4 separate regions of the Mus musculus genome follow, and regions 1, 2 and 4 are each linked to region 3. The links are chromatin loops, found by intact Hi-C in ENCODE. Cell type or tissue: left cerebral cortex. All regions are shown on one strand. Each heading gives the region's core, and the rest is flanking DNA. Links, peaks and the distances in the headings are about the cores only. Region 1 has its middle 24 kb from the start of Slc9a2. Region 2 overlaps Slc9a2 (solute carrier family 9 (sodium/hydrogen exchanger), member 2). Region 3 holds the start of Slc9a4 (solute carrier family 9 (sodium/hydrogen exchanger), member 4). Region 4 overlaps Tmem182 (transmembrane protein 182).

Region 1 (5,045 bases), core at 345-4,344, 78 kb before region 3:
GGTCCTCCAGCTTGTATAGAGAGCACTTTTTCCACAGAGCTTTCCTACAACCCCTAGAGATTCTATTTTCAGATATTCATCTATGTCTGTAACCAACCACATAGTTGACATTGGAGACAGAACAAATGAGCAAGCAAACCATTATTTCCCAACTAGTGTGTAGATGATCGGCAAGACCTGCCAGTGTGGTCAATCCACACACCATGTTCAGCAATATCTCTAGATTATAACTCTCCTCTGAACGTGCTTGAAATTTCTTGTTTGTTCTTTTACACCCTAAGTATTGAATATATTAAGCTGTGCTTCTCTCCATAGCTGTCCTTGCACGGTGTCCCACACTTGGATCGGAGCTGAAACTGTGTGCAGACTGGATGGCTGGCATGCTACACGGTGCTTTCCAAGGGCTTTCAAGCTTAGCAAATCCAAACACAGGTGCCCAGTTATCTGAATCAGACAAACAAGGAATGGCTGTTGGGAGTAAGTGCAAGTGTGTGTGTCCTTTGCTAAGCTGAGATTCCATTTTACCTGGGAACCCCATCAGGAAAAGCAACTGAAGGGAGATTCCTAGGAAATGTTGTGCTAAGATACTTTGTATTCTCTCCACCAAGAGTACAGCCTTAATTCTAGGAGTGCTTGTTAACATCCATAAGACTCAGTTGGCTTTATATTAGTCTGCCCAGTGCTTGCCCAGTTTAAGGCCACAGGTGAGGCCGGTGAGGAGACAGTTTGCAGAGCATACTGTGGTTGTGAGCCTTCTTTACCTCTCTGTGGGCTCTGTTTTCCTTCCTCCTGGGGCTTCTGCTTTATTGTTGTTATCTTCTTTGGTTCTGTATCATTTTTAGCACTCTTTAAAAGATTGGGGGAGGAGGTGTGTAAGAAAAATAAATAGGCAGAGCCAGCAGCCTTACAAAAATAGCCCAGTAATTCGATATGGAAGCCGTTGTTTTGAATTCCATCTACAATGGTTTGCAGCTCCAGGTCTGCGTCTTGCTGCATGAGGGAGCACAGCATAGTCTGACGGTGTTCCCAGAGACAGAGCCCCCACCAAGATAGTCTGACGGTGCTCCCAGAGACAGAGCCCCACCAAGATAGTCTGACGGTGTTCCAAGAGACAGAGCCCCACCAAGATAGTCTGACGGTGTTCCCAGAGACAGAGCCCCACCAAGGACTGGGAAGCAAGGGCGAGTGTGTTTTCATTCCTTTCCCTCTCAGAGGAAAAGCGTGTTTTAGTTCTGCAGCTGATACTTCCTAATGCTTCCCTTCCAACGCGCTCTATTACCAGCTCTAAAAGCATCCTAGTTTTGTTTAGATAATATCAGTATTAATATGACATCTATATTCAAATAAATATCTCCTCTCCTGGGTCGCCCCCCCCCCCCATCTCTTTTAAGCTTTATCAGTTTTCAGATAAGCAATTTTGTACTTCCTTGTTCAACGGGGAAACGTGATCACAGTCCACGTGGGATCTTTCAGTGCAGTGCAGCCCTGGAAATGAAGTTAATTGGGCCGGTTCAGTCGGTGCAAAGGTTGAAGGCAGGATGATGTTTGAAGCATCTTAAGGCTCCCAGCTGTTCCGTCGTCTCAAGCGTCAGAGTTTACGATGCGGTGGCGGTATCACTCTCTTCTTTACTAGGATTGAGTGTTTTTGCATTCAATTTTTAAAATAACTATCACTTTCAATATGTGCTCAAAAGCAGTCTCTTTCATTTCCCCTAACTTTACCGGAAGAACAGAGAAAGTTGGAGAGACTGGAACCCTGTTAATGGCTCCATCCATCTGTCCACAACCAGAAAAAAAAAAAGAGTAATAAAAAGTACGAAGAACAGCTTAGAAATCTTAAGTATCCCAGTGCCCTTTCTGCTCACATATGGAGTAAAGGGTTAAGGTGCTGGTTTGCTTGTTAAAGTAAAATTAGAAGGACATGAGCTCAGATCCTCCAAGACCCATGCAAAAAATATGGATGCGTGCCTGGAATGCTGGCTCTAAAGAGGTAGAAACCATCAGGATCCCAGGTGGGTGAGCCTAAGGCTTAATGGGAAACTCTGTCTCCAAACATGGAGAGCTACAGAGAACACCTCATGTCAAGCTCTACGCTCAAAAGCACTCGCACACGCACACGCGCATGCACATGCACACACACACACACACACACACACAAGCACACACAGGAACACACATCACACACAAGAGCACACAAACGAAGATATACAAATGCAGAATAAGTAATAAAGTGTGTTAAGTGTAGTAATACAAGCTGATGTGCAGTATAAAACTTTGAATTCTCTGAGAAATGGCAAACAAGTAAAATCATTTAAAGTGGTGACGCCTGGGCCCTGACTATAGTCACAGAAAGTCAAGCTCAGACAAGGAGACGGGCTGAGCTGTACTCTCACACTGACAGCGCAGTGGTGCGGATCCTAATCCTTTCCAAATGCTGACCCACCTTTGATGGCCTTTGCTACTGAGCTCCAGATTGGCCAGAGCTCATATTTCAGTGTGAACATAACCTGCATTAGAATCAGTCTGCACATTGCACTTTCTGGTTTCATCAACAGGGGTCACTGTGGCACTATTACTAGTAACGTTTGGTCTACTCAGGCTGCCAAGCAATGGGATCGTGCATTCAGTCAGTCAACAACCATTTATTGCACGGCATGAAACAACACTGCCAAGCAGTAGGGATAAGGTGGTATATGAAGAAGATAGTCCGGACAGCACTGAAAAGAGGAGGAAGAGAAAAAAAGAAGAAAGGTTTAAATATACTAAAACAAAAAGTACAGGTGAGAACATTGGCAGAAGCATCAGCGACCTTAGTTTCAGTACACTGACTACACACATCACAGGATGACTTCACAGAATAACATAGAAGAACGAATCACCACAAATCTTGTTTTTGAGAAATAAACTAACATGTTGTTATTAATCTTTATGAAGGAGGTTACCCTATAGCCATCAAGTTTCTCAACCATGTTTGGTGATATGTTGAAAATGTCTGTCTCAAATCAATGCCACCCAACACTGGATAGCTGCTGACATCATTTGGCTTTCCCACAGAGCCAGATTCACAGCCACAATCAGGAAACTTGCCTCTACAGTGTCTTCAGTTATGATCATCACTTGGATGCCAGCATTGAAAAGTGAGTTTTATGAATGACTTTTGAAAATATGTGTCAGGGAAGTGGTACTATTCTTTGCTTGGAAACAAATTGTATCGGCTGAATATAGAGCCTGTTGGTGCTTCCTTTTAAGGAAACACAGTAATTTCCAGCTTCTTCCTTTTAGAACACTGCCAGCCATCATCTGTGGGTCTTGAAAACAAGAACTGGCTTAATGTCAATAGAGTTGAAGCCACCTTTTCAGTGGCTAACTTCTTTCACCCGATTAACTAAGCAAACAAAACGAAAGGTAGTTTGATTAGCCTTGGGTTCCACTGAGATAAATGGCCTCCCTCAGAGGCTTGGTCAAGAACAGAACCAGTCTCTGCCTCCCCACCCTGTTTTACAATTGATAACAAGCACTGATTGTGGCAGGAAAGTCACTATCCCTCGGTCTCTGTTCTCATTACAAGGGTAGGTGAATGACCTGGCTTTATGATTTCCTTCTCAAGGGAAATGGTGCCTCTTCACAAATGTCAGCCTGTGAAGAAGGCTTAGTGGGTAAAATGCTTAGCACGCAAGATGTGGAACTGTGCTCAGATATGCAGCACCCACATAAATAGCAGGGCATGGTGACACACATCGAAGACCCCAGTGCTCGGGAGTAGAGATAGGATTCTCCAGACATTGCTGGTCAGCCAATCTAGGGGAACCAGTGAGCTCCAGGCTCACAGGTTCAGTGAGAGACCCTGTCTCAAAACATAAGGTGGAGCAGACAAACAAATAATGATAAAAACAAATAATAAATACAATAAATAATAAGTAATAAAGAGCTCCAGGCCATTCTGGCTATATAGTAGGAGTGGAGCCGGCCAAAGTAATATAAGGAGACCCTATCATTTAAAAAGGGAAAAGAAATAAAGAGAGGAAGGGAGGAAGGAAGGAAGGGAGGGAGGGAGGGAGGGAGGGAGGGAGGGAGGGAGGGAGGGAGGAAGGAAGGAAGGAAGGGTAGAGAATTATTGATCACACACTCTGTATAGACACCTAGCCTCCACATTATGTACATGTACCTTTATGCACAAGTGCATGCACAGGAACATACAATACACATATATGACACACACACACAAGCATACACATGCACACACACATACACCAACACCTACATATGAAAATAAAAATGTGTAAGCAAGGGGAAAAGGGTCCATCTTCATTCATAGTAAATGATGCAAATGGAAAAAAAAACTCTTCTTCTAGTGAATCACTTTTCAGCTTGAAGGAGCTAGTGTTGGTGAATACATGAACAGAACCTCTACCTCCAGCTGCAGTTGAGGACCAAGGAAACTGGCAGAAACTGGTTGAGAAATCAATATAGCAGAAGTTATAGCAGCCATAAGGAGCTAGAACCTTAAGCAACAGCAATTGGTAATGGGATGGTAGTATGGAGTGCTTTTAATGTCTGAGTCTACATAGTGAGAGAGAAAAAAATTTTTTTAATTATAGAACTAAACCAGATGTGGTATCTCATGCTTATAGGCAGAACGTTTGCCATGAGTTCAAGGCTAGACTGGGCTGTAGAATGAGTTCTAGGCCATCCTAGTCTACAAAACAGAACCCTATCTCAGAAAAACAAACAAACAAACAAACAAACAAACAAAAAGAAATATTTGTAATTTCACAGTAAATCCATTGTACTAATTGGTTTTCTGTGTCAACTTAACACAAGCTAGAGTCATCAGAGAAGAAGGAGCCTCAGCTGAAGAAATGCCTTCATGAGATTCAGCGTAAGGCATTTTCTCAATTAGTGATCAATGGGGTAGAGAGCCCATTATGGGTGGTGCCATCCCTGGGCTGATGATCCTGGGTGCTATATGAAAGCAGGGTGAGCAAGCCATGAGGAGCAAGCTAGTAAGCAGCACCCCTCCATGGCCTCTGCCTTAGCTCCTGCCT
Region 2 (5,045 bases), core at 564-4,563, 190 kb before region 3:
CCCCCACACCCCCCCAAATGGATATCAAATTTTCCCATCTTCACTGCTATGATGCTTTGAGTTTGAGGTACTAAAGCAAGTGCAGGGTGAACTTCCCTATTCTGCTTCCCAATTTTACTAACAGGTTTATTCTGTTGTCCCAAGTTAAGAACATTCACCTGTGTGATAACAAGCTGACAGCAAGCATGTCCTAGCTTCCCTTTGGCAGATCTAAGCTGCATCCTTAGACCAGTGGGACCTAGAGGAACACAAGCAATGTATGTCCACACGGTTGATGTAATAGCCAAGATGGCTGCTAAGTCCCTAGCTAAGGACTGGCTCGATACTTCACAAGTTGACAATGCTCTTGCAGAGGTTCATGTCTATATCACCCTTTTCTACTGTGACTGGCATCAAGTAATCATCAAAAGAAGCAACAACAGAGAAAAGGCCAACATCAAATTTATCTTATTGACTTTGTCATCAGATTAAAAACTGACAACTAAGATAAAACTACTTGGGCATTCCTTTTCTAAAATTTATAGCATTACTCATTTATTAGGATGTTTTCCTTAGTGAAAGCTGAATTTGTGTCGATTTAGCCCGAAATGTCACCACATGCTGGCTTATGGTTCTTCCTTCAGTTTCAGAAAGTTATTACTCTTTGTAATATTTATTAACATAGAAAACCAGTAAAATTATATGTAGGTTATTTTTAACTTCTGTCTTCCTTGCCAGAAGTCATAAACCATTATTAGTATGCACAGTGATGATGTATTTTGGAAAACAAACATCATAGCATTTTATGAATTCTATCTCTATAGTAAAAATACCTATAAAAGTTTTGATTTCTTCTCAGAAGAAATACATGGTTTATAAAAATATAGTCATTTAAAATGGAGATTGTTTGTTTGTTTGTTTTGGCACGGAGTTCTAAGCATGTAGCTTTCCAATTGTGTTTTCATGTTTTCCCATGAATCTATCTTGGACTTCTGGGGAGGGAAGGACATGTTTTAACTGTGTGTGCATTATTTTCAGGCTCACATGATGGCCTAGCAGCCTCTTAAGACAAGAACACAAGAAACGCTACGTTAATTGTAGTGGAGAAAGGAGCCACAGAGCTGCTCCTATGTTCACTCAGGCATGTCCTTACCCTCTGTCCTAGTTAAGCTTGTTGTCAACTTGACACAATTTAGATTCACCTGGGAAGAAGGAGTCTCAATTGAAGAATTGCCTGGATCAGACTGGCCCGAGGCCAGCCATGCCTGAGCACAGTCCATCCCTGAGGGTAGCCAGGGCAAGAACTGAAGCAAAAACAAAGGGGGAGGTTCCAGGCTTGCTTTTCAGGTTTGTGCTTAATTTGCTTGCTTTATGCAGCCAAGGCTCAGCTACTCCAAGGCATGGTGTGGGTCCCAGTGGGCTGGGGCTTCCCACAGCAGTCACCAACAATGACAGTCTTCTGCCCCCGGGACTTTTAAGTCAGAGTGGGTTATCACAGCTCCTACAAAGCAAAGGGTCCTTCCAAGCTACTTTGTATCCTTTGTTGTGGCCAAGAGATCTCTGGTAACAACTATAGTACTGGCTTCATTTAAAATGTAAACCCAGGAAAGTGTTAAAGAAGAAATTCCGAAAACACATGAGAAGTCAATAAATCTCCTGCAGCTCGAGAGACATTGGTTTAAATATGAATCTTTAATAATTAATAAATCTGCAGCTTAAGAGACATTGGTTTAAATATGAACCTTTAGTGATTGCGTCCCACCGTTTCTCCCTGCCATACTCCTAAGAAGTATTCCAGAGAATAGAATCTAATTCTTAATGAAAGATTTGAGTCACTACATTATCAAAGGCGAAAGAGGTAACAAATTAAGGACTAGTGCAAAAAGCGGGGGTTTTCTCCAAAGAGCTTCCTCATCCAAAGTCAAACCCAAAGACTCACCATTTCCTTCAACACTGGAAGGCGGTCTGTATAAGCGTTGATCCTTCCCCGCTTGCAGCTCTGAATGCACTACAGGACAATTTTATTAAAGCGGGTGATCCTGGATCCCTAATGAAAGGAACCACCTCCCTTTCCTCCCAGCCCCACACAACATAAAACCCAAGCGGTCTCTAGTGGCTGCCATGTCCACAATGGCCACAAGAGGTCCTCACTGGTAGGACTTCTCAGAAGCTGCCACCAAGTCTTTAAACACTATGGGCTGATTTTTGCCCGAGTGAATCTGTCTGTACCTAGACAAAAAGGGGGGTGTGGTGAGGTGGCAGGTGGAGAGTGCATGTTACTCCAAAGCCAGGAAAAACACAGAAATGGACCAAGAGCAGCCTGAACCTCATTGTTTTAAAGTTGTACAGGGACTTCCCACCCACACTCTGAGAGTCACACCATTTCATGTGCCTACCCATTCCAACCTGTGCCCTATTACTGTCAGTCAAAGCCTCTTCTAGGGACAATGTTCTTCTTCACTGAGTCCTTCAGCTCAGCATGGAAATGGTAGGATCTGGAACTTAGGACCCACCTCTAGGAGTTGACCCTCACCCCCTTGGAAAAATATTCTCGACACTTTTGGTGTCATTCCCTTAAAAAAAATCACTACAGATAAACACATTTTTTTCATAAATAAATCTGAGGCATATTTGTAATATATTAAAATTTTCACCAACAAAGGCGCGTTAAAATTTTCAAGTTCTGTCATTCAAGTTCAGTAAAGGCACACTTTTTTTTTCTTTCAGGCCTTGAAAGAATACATTTACTAGCCAAAAGTCACAAAAGTCATTTTGTGGGACTTCCTCTTCTTGGGATAGATAAGCAGCGCTCCTCCTGGGAATCAGTGGCTTGACTCTACTTCCCAAAGAATGCCTCTAGGTAGAGGATTTTAAATGGTAGATCAGGTTTGAGTAACAAGTCACAGCCATGCTAGCCCATTCACCCCAAGTCGGCTTTGGCTTCTTATCATGGCTTTTCATTGCCAAGGCGGCCTTTCCTGTTCCCGGGTTCTGACGCTCGTCGCACCAACCTTGGTGGGGGCTTGGGTGGAACGTCTTCAGTCAAACTGTCTTCCCTACCCCGGCCAAACCGTTGGTCTTTGGAGAGCAGGGGCTGCCTCAGCAACCCCGGTGTTTGGGTGCCCCCGTCTTTACTGCGGGGCGCTGGAGAGACGCTGGGGGGCACTCGCACAGAACCCACATCCACCTCGTTCTTCCATTCCATTTTGTAGGCCTGGGAGGCTTTCTTTGAGAACTGATCTGGCAAGAAGCGCCTGGTCCTGGGCTGCAAATTGAGCACAGTGGTTCCAACATCTGGGTCCGAGTCGCTGCTATTTCCATCTGTCACAGAATAGAAGGGCAGTGTGGGCAAGCAGAGCACAGAGATAGCACAAGTCACAGCAAAGCCCCATGGAGTCCCATCCCCTCCTGGGGGAGTTTGGGGAATGGGAAAGTCAGAAATCTCACTCTAACTCCAGCTGAGTGACCTTGAATATCTGTGTCACAAGAGCGTGCCCGTGCTAATTTTGAAGCGCTTACTTTAACTGCTAAATACATTTCCCCACTGACCGTATTTCATCACCTCCCCCCTACTTTTATAGTGAGGTTGTAGGTCCAACAGATATTAGCAAGTAAGTATTGGGGCCGAAATTCAGCCTGAGAAACTCTGGCTCTGTTTTCAGCTGCTGCTAGGATCCTTCTAAGAAGGCTCAGCTCTGTCTCTGACACTGGCAAGCAACCTGACAGAATTTTCTGCTACTTAGACTCATCTCTTCATCTGGAATTTCACGTGGATATTTGCGTTCTGTGTGCCCACAGAAGCACCCAAGCATTAACGTATACTTACTAAGCCCAAGGGAGAAGTTTGAGTAAACATTAGACCTCCTGTCTGGGGGCTGGAAATTATGGGAAGACCACTGCTGGGAACCAGCCCTTGCCTACCAGCTGGCATGACCAGAATTGAATGTTTCTCTCAAAACACAGGCAGGGGTAACAAGACAGTCGCTATCTTGCCCTCTGTTTCCCTGCTTCTTGTTTCTCAACTCTCCCTCCATTCCCACAAGTAACCTCTTCTTAATGAACGGAAACAAACAGAAACAAACAAACAAAAAAACCCAAAATCTAAAACAAACAAACAAACAAACAAAAACAACCAAACAAAGGTGCTTGCAAAAGTGTCTGAATTGTTGCCTCCCATAAATTAGCAAAACAGAATCCTAACGTAATGCTGTGGTTTACGGAGAAGAGCTTGTGTGTGTGCATGAGATTATCATCAAACAAGGAGGTTAAATCTATGGTCCACTCCATGAAAACACATTAGAATTAGTGTACGAATGTAAATGCTGTATATCTTTCTATTTACAACTTTGTATTTGATGCTGAATATGTCCACAGTAAAAGGACTTGCCTTTGCTATAATTAAAGAATCATTCAGAAAACCACGGGATTAGATTATTTATACTATACACAGGCATCTGTCCAATAAGGCCACAATGCTAACTCAGGACACCCTGGTGTTGCTTGAGCTTCACAAGGGATTGGGTTCATCCTTAACGAAGAAAGCGAGACAGTTTTGTTTCATAAGCATCCACAAACAGGCCGGAAGGCGTCTCTCCTCCGGGCAGAATCCTTACCTGCATTTGAAACCTTCTTCTTCTTCTGCAGCTTCTCTGGAAGCTTTGTGTTCTTAGGTAAGGATAAATATCGGGAGGTTGAAGTGGAAGCCTGGGAAAGAAAGTGTTATTCAGATGACAGAAATGCCAGCGACTGTCTGCCGGAAGCTACATTTGTATGACAAAACTAGATTTTAAATATAAAATGGGTGGAGCCATGCAGGCAGACCTATGGACCCTGAATATTTGAGATAGAATGATTGGGAGTTCAAAGGCACCCTTGGCTAATTATATAGGGAGTTCAAGGCCAGCCTGGGTTACATAAGATTTTAAGCAAATGAAACAAAAGCAAAAGAAAGTCTATAAAAGGAATAAATTGTTATTTGTCTTCTTTTCTTAAGGTATGTCTCACATTATATTGCCTAGGCTGGCCTCAAACAGTTCTCCTGCTTCAGCCTTTGGGGCTGTTGGGGC
Region 3 (5,045 bases), core at 696-4,695:
GTCCTGCCAGAAATGCATCCATCCTTTAATATAGCCAATCAAAATCCTTTGCAATCAGGTTCCCTTTTCCTGTCTTGCTCATCTGTTTTTCCTGCTTGAATTGTCCTTATTATTTGCCTTTCAGACTTTGATGCTAAGCCTTTCCCATTCCCCACCAGAAGAATTAATGTCTTCCTCGAAACTACCAGAACAATTTATCTCCCTAATGCTTGTTTAGTAACAATGATCCCAATCTACAACATGTGTACATTACTTACCTGCACTAGTTTATAAATTTCCCCAAATTAAATAGATGATTTATGTCATTACATTACTTAGCAAAAACCCACATCTCAGTCTGTGTGATAGCTGGCTGTAAAACTGTACAACTGAATGAACTAACTGGTCATCAGGGATGCTTTCATGTGGACAGTAACCAGGTGCTTCTGGAAACACTAAGATTCTCAGAGTTGGATAACAGAATGAGAAGCATTGTAGAGAGGGGAGCTTGGGGTAGGATTGGTCCTGGCAGACACTTCTCCCCCTCATTGAGAGATGATCCACTTGGCTTGAGCAAACTGTGGATTGGGAAAATTAAGGAGAAGTTGGAAGATGATGTTGTCCCATATAGTGGAGAGCTTAACTTCCAAATTAATTAAGGTAGATTTCTTTCCATACACTATGAGGAACCAGTGAATGTCTCCTTGGAGAATTTTACATTTAGCTGTATAAAGAGAAGATGTGGGTCCCCCACTGCACCATTTTGAACTTATGTTCTATGCATAAGCAGGTTGATGCAGTTGAGCATAATTTTCACCAAAAGACATTACTCTCAGCAAGACTTCACTGTGTTAAGACCAGCTCAAGACCTTCTAAAGCCCTATATTCTTTGTTTTCTAATCACAACTTCCTTGGTCTCTTTTTGTCCTTCTTCGCCAGCTATATTTTTGCCTTTCAATTGATGTTTATTTTAATCAAAATTAACTTCTAAATTATGTCATGGCATAGAGGAGCCTAGAATGTGTTTTCTTGGGCCTGTGTTTCACCATTCCAGTCTTGTTTCCTTGAACTGGGAGCTCCCTGAAATGGATCCAGTGTCTGCCTGCCTTAAGGCAAAGTAGACCTGTGGGGCTGTGGCAGGAACAGGCCACAGGCTCGTCACATTGCAGTGAAAAGGACTTGGTGCATTTTACACTTTGAAACACCTGCCCACTATCATGAAGGGCAGCAGAGTTGCAGAGGCAGTTACTTTCAACTCTTACAATTCCAGTGTTTCAAAGGGAAATGCAAAGAAACAACATCCCATCCCCAGAAGTGGAAGATTCCATTTCATTTCAATGTTATTCTTCCAGATGTTTCCAGGAACAGTTCCCATAATATTCTAAGAAGAAAAAGAACTTGCAAAGTCAGAAGTGACTTTAATTATTTTTGTTGTATAATATCTGTGTAAGCAAACTGCTAGAGATGTCTCCCAACTAACAAAATTACAGTTCTGTGGCTAGGAATGAGTAAAAGACTATGTTAGAAAATAAATGTTATCTACAGGGGAACACCAGGGCCAAGAAGTGGGAGTGGGTGGGTAGGGGAGCAGGGTTGGGGGAAGGTATAGGGGACTTTCAGGATAGCATTTGAAATGTAAATGAAGAAAATACCTAATAAAAAGGGGGGGGAAGGGGAATGTTATGTAGTCTTCAGTATTTCCTGAATACTGTACACTTTACATTTTATATTCTTTTAAACATATAGCATAAGATTTTTATATGACAAAGAAAACACATGGTTATCTTTTTGAAATATGAAGTCAAAACCATGCAGGACCTGGAAGTATGCGTTTAAATTTCAAACACAATCCTGAAACATTAAACAGCCACACTTCAGGGAAATGCGCACTACAAGTAGCAGTTACTGTCTACTTAACTCATCGTAGTCTGTCATGTAAGAGATGTTCATACATGACAACTCAGGTAAGAAACAATCCTCCCTCAACCTGTGCTAGAGGACTTACCTATCTTGGCAAGAGATGCGAGCAGTATCCAGAGGGTGACTTCATAAGGGATTTGAACATAGTCATAATCCAGTTCAAAAACAGATATCCCTTCATCGGGGTCTGAGCTAGAAGCAGCAAACCGAGCATCAGGTGCCTGCTGGGCAGTGGGATTGGAGGACTCATTAACATACGATGTTGCTTCGGAACGTGTAAGGACCGCCAGCAGTAGTAACCAGTTCCATAAACGAAAAGCCATAAACATTGCAGGACCCATGCCTGTGCGACTCTGACTTCGCACCTGGGTCCTGATGTATGCCACGCCTCTGCGGCACAGGTGAGTTTCCAGCTGCACTATCTGACCGAGAGGCAATCTATTTGCAATCCAGAAGTCATTTCCAAAGAGGTCCGGTGCGATGACTCTGCAGGTGCGTCCTTTCAAATCTTCTTAAAATCTACTGTGTTCAGGCAGCTCAGTTCTGGGCTCAAAGAGATATCTATAAAGAGAAATCAATCCCTCTTCATTCGAAACTGTTTCCTCATTCTCTGAACACTGGCTTCATCTTGTGAGTGTAAATTGGGAAGAGACTCATTCCGAGAAACACTGAAGTCCTTTATAAGGAAAGGATTCCTTTCTGCCCTGTTGGATCCCAGGAAGGAGCCACCTGTCCCACACCTGAGCCTCCTCACCTCCCGAGATTCTGTCTCACCTGTTTTGAACCGGTCAAAGCCGCAGGTAGCTTTTGAACCACACTTTAATTATTTGCTTTGATTTGACTTTTGTAATGAAATGCTTGTTCCGAAGGTTCTTGGCAGGCTACACTACTGACACCTAGTGGGCACCTGCAACATATCAGCCTTTGTGGCTGATAAGGACCAAGTTGCTGTCTGTTGGGTTAGCGCTCAAACCAAAGTATTTTTGAGGATGAAGAGCTGTTAGGAATTGCGCCAGGCCATGAGGACGAAATAGCACTGTCCTGGAAGACCCATAAGACTGTCTTCACAGACAAGGGAGGAGGAAGTGGCAAAGCAATGAAGATAATGAATACTTGATTTCCTGGCCAATAAATTATGGAAGAAACAAAGCTCCAGCTTTCTCTAAGCTCCACAGTGAGTTTCTCAAAGGGAAGAAACCAAAATGAGAAACTTCATGAATGTGTCTGAAAACTCAGTTGGAAAAATGTTCTCAAATACTCAAACCCAGTAGCTAACCATTGTGCCATTGTGCTCTGTCTGTACAAAAGAAGTGTCTACACAGCCTAGCTATGAGGTCCAGAATGGATTTTGTCAAAGGTTCTTTATCTGGAAGTGGGTAGTTGCATTGGGCCAGTGGAGCAGATAGGACAGTAAATAAAATTGAGAAGAAGAGGAGGAGGAGAAGGAGGAGGAAGAGGAGGAGGGGAGAGAAGGAACTTCAAAAGGCCCAAATTGCCTACAGATTTAATGTGTATTTTTCTAAAGACAACTGAAGCAAGGATGTAAAAACAACTAACGAGCTCTGCTTGAGGCCACAGCATCACTTTGAACTTTACCACGTCATCTCCCTTCCTTGTCAATTGCACCTTACAAAACCACCTTTTGATCCACTTACAAATGGAAATTATTTTTTTAAAGACTATTTATTTTATGTATATGAGTACACTATAGCTGTCTACAGACACAACAGAAGAGGGCATCAGATCCCATTACAGATGGTTGTGAGTCACCATATGGTTGCTGGGATTTGAACTCAGGACCTCTGGAAGAGCAGTCAGTGCTCTTAACCCCTGAGCTATCTCTCCAGCCTGGAAATCCTTTAAGACAGAAGATAGAAAGTAACAGCATGGAACGTAAATAGAACAACAACAGCATGGTCAGAGGGATGGGTTAGTTTTACAAATAGCCACTAGGTAGCATTTGATGTAACTATGAATTTCATTGGACATACAGGGGCTATCTTAGACAAAGGAAAGCATCAAGCAGATAGGTAAGCGTGTGTCAACCATGGATTTACAAAGTACAATTAACTCCAGGGAGAGAAGTTGGATTAATTTCAACATAATGTAATATGATAGGATGAAAGTCAAAGTCATACAGATCTCTTAAATAAACTGAGAAAAAAGAAACAGACCAAATCAACATGTTTTCATTTTTAAAAAAACAGACTAAATATCCCAAAAGCTGTTGCCTGTATGTTGGATATGTTCTTCTAACTGGGCTGCCTCATCTGGCCTCAGTGGGAGAGGAAATGCCTTGCAGAGACTTGAAGTACCAGGGTGTGGAGCGGGTGGGGGAAATACCCACCCAGGAAGAGTCCCACCTGCTCAGAGGAGAAGAGGAAGGAATGGGCAAAAAATAGTGGGAGGGGGTGACCAGAATCAGGGCAGTGAGCAGGATATAAAGTGAATAAGTACAAATAAATAAATAAATAAATAAATAAATAAATAAATAAATCAGGGCAGTGAGCAGGATATAAAGTGAATAAGTACAAATAAATAAATAAATAAGGTGGGAACAGCCACCAAAATGGGAGAAGAGGGAGATTCCTGATATAACATTCACAAGCAATAATTTATTTCTTGTCAAAAACTGACATTTTCTCCCAATCAAGCTGTTCCATTGAACACACCATGCAGGCTCTATCCAGGGTGGTTAAGCAATAAAGAAAAGGATACCCAGGTTGGCTTGAGAAAATAAAATTCTTCCTATATACATATGATATAATCTTTTTAATGGGGAATCATTAATAATTGACTAAAAAACTGTTAGATCTACTTAAGGAGCTTGTTACCAGAGTAGTCAGAACCAGTTCCTGGGTCCTGGCAGGCCTGACAGGCTAAGCTCAGACACCTGTCCCACTATACCAGTGAGATAAGCAATATTGAAAAGCAGAGAGAGGAGATGTATTCAGTGTCAGAGAGATGTGATGTATTCAATGTCAGAGAGAGGAGATGTATTCAATGTCAGAGAGAGGAGATGTATTCAATGTGGCCATGTGGGGGAAAGAACAGAGGTCCCATGACACTGTCACCCCCCCCCCCGCCCCCCATCCACCACATCCATCTTCTGAGGTTCTGATGTGATGTTTGGTTTTAACAGAGGG
Region 4 (5,045 bases), core at 440-4,439, 260 kb before region 3:
CCCCAACACCTTAGCTGCCCTGCTCAGCCCAACTGAAGACACAGTTCTTGAAAAGCAACAGAATACAACCTAAATTCTACACTAACCCTGACCTTTAATCAGAGCTCTTGATGGTTGCTATTGAACAATTAGCTTGGGGGGGGGGTCATTTTGTGATCAGTTGTTTTGGGGTCCTTCATTTGAAAATAATTCAATTTTTCTCATTCAGAGAACATAAAGTAACATATGAATCAGTATGAAATACATGCAGGTGTAATTATAAAACACCTGTGAACTAGCCTCTGACCTAGAAACCAGAACATTACTCATGCTTGTGTCCATTTGGCTGTGATTCCTTTGGAAGGAGATATGTTCCTCCAATATTTAAGGACCATTTCTAGCATTTCATTGAAAATATTAATATTTACAGGTAAAAGAAAGAACTAGGTGGCACAGGGATGGCTGCCTGAGAACAGGCAGTGATTCAGATGAAATCTCAAAGTCCCTTACTATAGCAGGTTAAAATTTAAATTAACATACTACATATAATCATCTTAGGATACCACCACATTTACAAGCCTGTTGTCACGTGGTTTAACGACATCCTGACTACCTAAAACACGTCAGTGTTTGAGGCCTCTGTGCACTTCCACAAGATGTGTGTGCCCTACCAACGGGGACTCATACAAGCTGACCCCCCTCCCACAGCTAGTTCTACTGCCAAGTTCAATCCTTTATATGTTATAAAAAGAGAAAGGGGAAGTCTGCCAACTGCACATTGGCTAGATGATAATACTTCTCATTATATTCTAATGCATTTTCCAAGTAATTTCATAAAAATTGCATTCATTAAAACTAAGACTGCTTTTCTGGGCAAACAAGCTAAGTGTCCTTTAAAATATGTTAAATTGTGTTTTATAATAATTTGTTGTTTCTTTTTTACACTAATGGGTTATTGCTTTCTATTAGGATCAAATGATGCTCTGTTTAATGTATCCTATTTTGGAAGTTTAAAACAACTGATACATTGTGTCCAACACTCTTGATCTTGATTCTTCTGCATTCATTCTTCTGACACTTCACTTCTGGTGTTTCTGCAGCCTTTTGAGTTAGTCCTAACTGCTCTTGCATTTATAATCCGTTTACCAATCTCCCTAGCTGATATTCACCTGGCACACTGTGCCCTCCTCCTATCATTCTCTGGAGTCATGATTTTTATCTTGTCAGTCGACCCTGTCTATCAACTACATACAGGGCTTCCCAAACACATATGATAATTTTCAGCATTAAACATTCCTGTGCTGAATACAATGAACTGCATTGAAAAATAGGAATTAACAGAGAATTCTCCACAAGCATTCAAGTTGCAAGGGTGACTCACTCCAAGGGTGATTTTACTCACAACCACCGAGTTTCAGGATGTGTTTAAAAGGTACTAGTCTGGATTTTGACAACTCTAACTTTCATCTCACGTTCCTGGCTGCAAAGATTTCCACTTTGAAGTAACTCTATGCATGGTCCTTGCTTCTTCATCTGTTACTTCATTGGTAAGTGGTGATCACTTCCTTATGAGATCTCATATAAGAAAGAGGTCATGGGGAATGAGATGACGACGCACAGCAGCCAGCACTGTGCTGGGAACATGTTCTCCCTCAGAAGCATCAGCTAACATCATCATCACCATCACCACTATCACCATCATCACCACCACCACCACCATCATCACCATCATCATCATCAGGAGTTGACATGAGTTAGTTCTGACAGCTAGGGAATGATATCTGCAGTGTTCTACAGCACCAGAGAATTTCATGTGACCCTGCTGTTGTCTGGAAGAAAAACAATCAGCTCATCCTGGCTCCTTCGGGCTCTGAGACCTTAGGGGCAGTGGTTCTCAGTCTTCCTAATGTTTCCTAATACAGTTCCTCATGTTGTGGTGATCCCCCAACCATAAAATCATTTTCCTTGCTACCTCATAATAGTAATTTTGCTACTGTTATTATCTGTAATGTAAATATCTGTGTTTTCTAACTGTCTTAGGCAACCCCTGTGGAAGGGTTGTTCAACCCCCAGGTTGAGAACCACACTGCCTTGAAAGCTTGACAGTTTGCCTCCCATGTTTTCCCACTTGTGTCCACCAGATGGCACCAGTCCCCCCACAGTCTCATCACCATAGACTTTGGAAAAACACAAACTAATCCAGAGTTGGATGTAACCATCTGCTTTGACTTTCCAGTTAATCAAGTCCCCTCCCCCAACCCAACAGACCTCTCATTACAAGAAGTAAAAATTATTTGTAGAGCAGCTTCTTAGAGGAGATCAATATTGCTGTATCAATGAATCCATACTAAAATATGCTCCGACCAAGCAGAACTTAACCAGATAGGAAAGTGTAAGAAGTTATAAAAGTTAGCAGAAATTTGGTATTTCTCAGTGACTTATTACTCATTGTTTCTCAGCAAAGTGACTGTTCAGGGGGAAATCTGGGATGATAAATAGTATTTGCAGAAACACGTGATCCCTTCCCATTCAGAGTAAGTAGATAAGGGATACACAACCTGTGGAAAGGATAAGGCAAGCCCAGCTCTAGACTAGCCACAATGCATAAAGACCAGCAAAAAAACCTTGCTGTTTCACACATCTGAAGCCCCTGCTGCAAATGCCTAGTTATACAACATAATAATACTGCAATAAATGGTAAAGCCATAGCTATAGTTCTCAGAACAGTGACAGTTTCCAGAGGGATGTTGAAGCTATAAGAAACATCCTTCCAACCTGAAGTTCAAGGTTTTCCATAAAAGATTCCCCAAGTTAATACTAGCCTCTTGAGTGTTAGGTATGCCTGAACTGAAACCAAGCCATGACCCAGACTGTCCTCAACAAGGACACACATTCTGTGTTCTGTGGTAGGTGGGAGTGCAGGTGTCTGGTACACTCACAGGATCTCATCTCCACACCTGTTCCTGATTCTTGGATGACTCTGATTCGAGAAGTTTCAAAGAATCCTCTCAGAAATCCTTCTGTGGGGCTTCGGCTCCCTGTTCCCAGAGTGCCATCACTTATGTCATATGGCACCCCATCAAAAAGGGCCTCAAAAAGCAAGTTAGCCACACTAAACACATACAGAGAGAGAGAGAGAGAGAGAGAGAGAGAGAGAGAGAGAGAGAGAGAGAGAGAGAGAGAGAAGCACCTGGGGGAAGGTTGTAACTTTTAAATATTTTTAAAATAAAAAATCTTTGCAGATGGCACTGTCCAAAGACCAAAACCACAGCCTACAGACTGGGCAAAGATCTTCACCAACCCTACATCCAACAGAGGGCTGATATCCAAAACATATAAAGAACTCAAGAAATTAGACATCAACAAACCAAATAACCCAATTTAAAACTGGGATATAGATATAAACAGAGAATTCTCAACAGAGAAATCTCCCATGGTTGAGAGGCACCTAAAGAAATGTTCAACATCCTTACTCATCAGGGAAATTGAAATCTAAAGAACTCTGAGATTCTACCTGATACCCATCGGAATGGCTAGGATCAAAACCTCAAGCAACAGCTCATGCTGCTGAGGATGTGGAGCAAAAGGAACCACTCCTTCATTGCTGGTCGCAGTGCAAACTTGTATAGATGCTATGGAAATCAATTTGGCAGTTTTTCAGAAAAGTGGAAATAATTCTACTCAAGACCCAACTACCCTACTCCTGGGTAGATACTCAAAAGATGCTCCATCATACCATACGGACACTTGCTCAACTATGTTCATAGCAGCTTTACTCGTAATAGCCAGAAACTAAAAACAACTCAGATGACTGTCAAATGAAGAATGGATAAAGAAAATGGCATTCATTTACACAATGGAGTACTACTCAGCTATTAACACCAGGATGCCATGAAATTGGCAAGCAAATGGATGGAACGAGAAAGGATCATTATGAGTGGGGTAACTCAGACCCAGAAAGACAAACATGGTATGTACTGATTAGTGGATATTAGCCATAGAAAACAGGATAGTCATGCTACAATCCATAGACCGAAGCAACAACAAGGAGGGCCCAAGGGAGGATGTTTGAATCTCATTAAGAGGGAATAAAATAGACATCTGGGGTAGAGGAAGGGAGGAATCTGGATGGGAGAAGGAGTAGGGAGAGGTGCAGGAGAGATCAGGCATGGGGAGGACAGAGGGAGAGAGAACTGGAATCAGGTTGGAGGGGGTCGTCTCTGGGATAAGCTAGAAAGCTAGGACAATAGAAACTCGCAAGAGTCTATGACTAAGACTCCTAGCAATGAGAAGTATGGAACCAGAAATGGCTAGCTCTTATAACCAGGCAAGAATTCCAGTGGAGGGATGGGGACACCAACTCAGCCACAAAACCTTTGACCCACAATTTGTCCTGCCTACAAGATGTGTGGGGACAGGAGCCTAACATAACTGTCATCAGAGAAGCTTCTCCCAGCAACAGATGGAAACAGATGCAGAGACCCACAGCCAAACATTAGGTGGAGCTGAGCTTGGTGAAGCTTTTGGAAAAGGAGAAGGAAGGAGTGTAGGAGCCAGGGAGGTCAAGGACACCATAAGAAATCCCACAGAATCAACTAACCTGGGCCCATAGAAGCTCACAGAGACTGAACCACCAACCAGGGAGCATGTGTAGGATGGACCTAGGCCCTCTGCACATGTATAACACATGAGCAGCTTGGCTTTTATGTGGGGCCTCTTACGGCAGGAGCAGGGGCTGTCTCTGACGTTATTGCCTGCTTTTGGATCCCTTTCCCTAAACTGGGCAGCCTTGTCTAGCCCCAACAGGAGAAGATGCTCCTAGTCCTGCTTCAACTTGATATGCCAAAGAGGATTAATATCCACGGGAGGCCTATTCTTTTCTGAGGAGAAAGGGAAGGAGGGTTGGGGAGGGAGAGAGCAGGAGGAGAGGAGGGAGGGGAGGCTGTCATTGGGATATAAAGTAAATACACTAATTACTTTTAAATATATATATAAATCTTGGCTGATCTTTCCTGTGTAGGACTGGGTGAGGCTGACTTCCTTTAGCTCCTATGTGGCAATTGTCT

The links. Peaks named below come from ENCODE experiments on the same cell type or tissue, not always from the same donor. Only the 100,000 strongest peaks of a DNase experiment are listed, where the experiment ranks them.
Region 1: it touches region 3 in a loop (13-fold over the local background); 24 of 42 quality-filtered maps call a loop at or near these places.
Region 2: a loop joins it to region 3, with 9 times the contacts of the local background. A loop is called at or near these places in 28 of 42 quality-filtered maps.
Region 4: a loop joins it to region 3, with 11 times the contacts of the local background. A loop is called at or near these places in 8 of 42 quality-filtered maps.

Annotation. Positions count from the first base shown.
Region 1 is chr1:40,655,687-40,660,731 of GRCm38, reverse strand. No RefSeq gene overlaps it. Among named protein-coding and RNA genes, the nearest start is that of Slc9a2, 24 kb to the left of the region's middle. In left cerebral cortex, for the core only: a CTCF peak has its summit at 2,537; a DNase peak (open chromatin) is centred at 2,557.
Region 2 is chr1:40,765,881-40,770,925 of GRCm38, reverse strand. Slc9a2 (solute carrier family 9 (sodium/hydrogen exchanger), member 2) reads right to left here. Exons shown (of 12, transcript NM_001033289.2): 11 at 4,593-4,683; 12 at 2,041-3,300. The coding sequence ends at 2,927. Among named protein-coding and RNA genes, the nearest start is that of Gm37915, 2.9 kb to the left of the region's middle. In left cerebral cortex, for the core only: a CTCF peak has its summit at 2,110 (motif pointing right); a DNase peak (open chromatin) is centred at 2,123.
Region 3 is chr1:40,577,711-40,582,755 of GRCm38, reverse strand. Slc9a4 (solute carrier family 9 (sodium/hydrogen exchanger), member 4) reads right to left here and starts at 2,529. Exons shown (of 12, transcript NM_177084.3): 1 at 1,985-2,529. The coding sequence starts at 2,240. Gm35801 (predicted gene, 35801) reads left to right here and starts at 2,094. Exons shown (of 2, transcript NR_168311.1): 1 at 2,094-2,300. In left cerebral cortex, for the core only: a CTCF peak has its summit at 2,798 (motif pointing left); a DNase peak (open chromatin) is centred at 2,788.
Region 4 is chr1:40,841,909-40,846,953 of GRCm38, reverse strand. All of the region lies in intron 4 of Tmem182 (transmembrane protein 182), which reads right to left. Among named protein-coding and RNA genes, the nearest start is that of Tmem182, 39 kb to the right of the region's middle. In left cerebral cortex, for the core only: a CTCF peak has its summit at 2,119 (motif pointing right); a DNase peak (open chromatin) is centred at 2,130.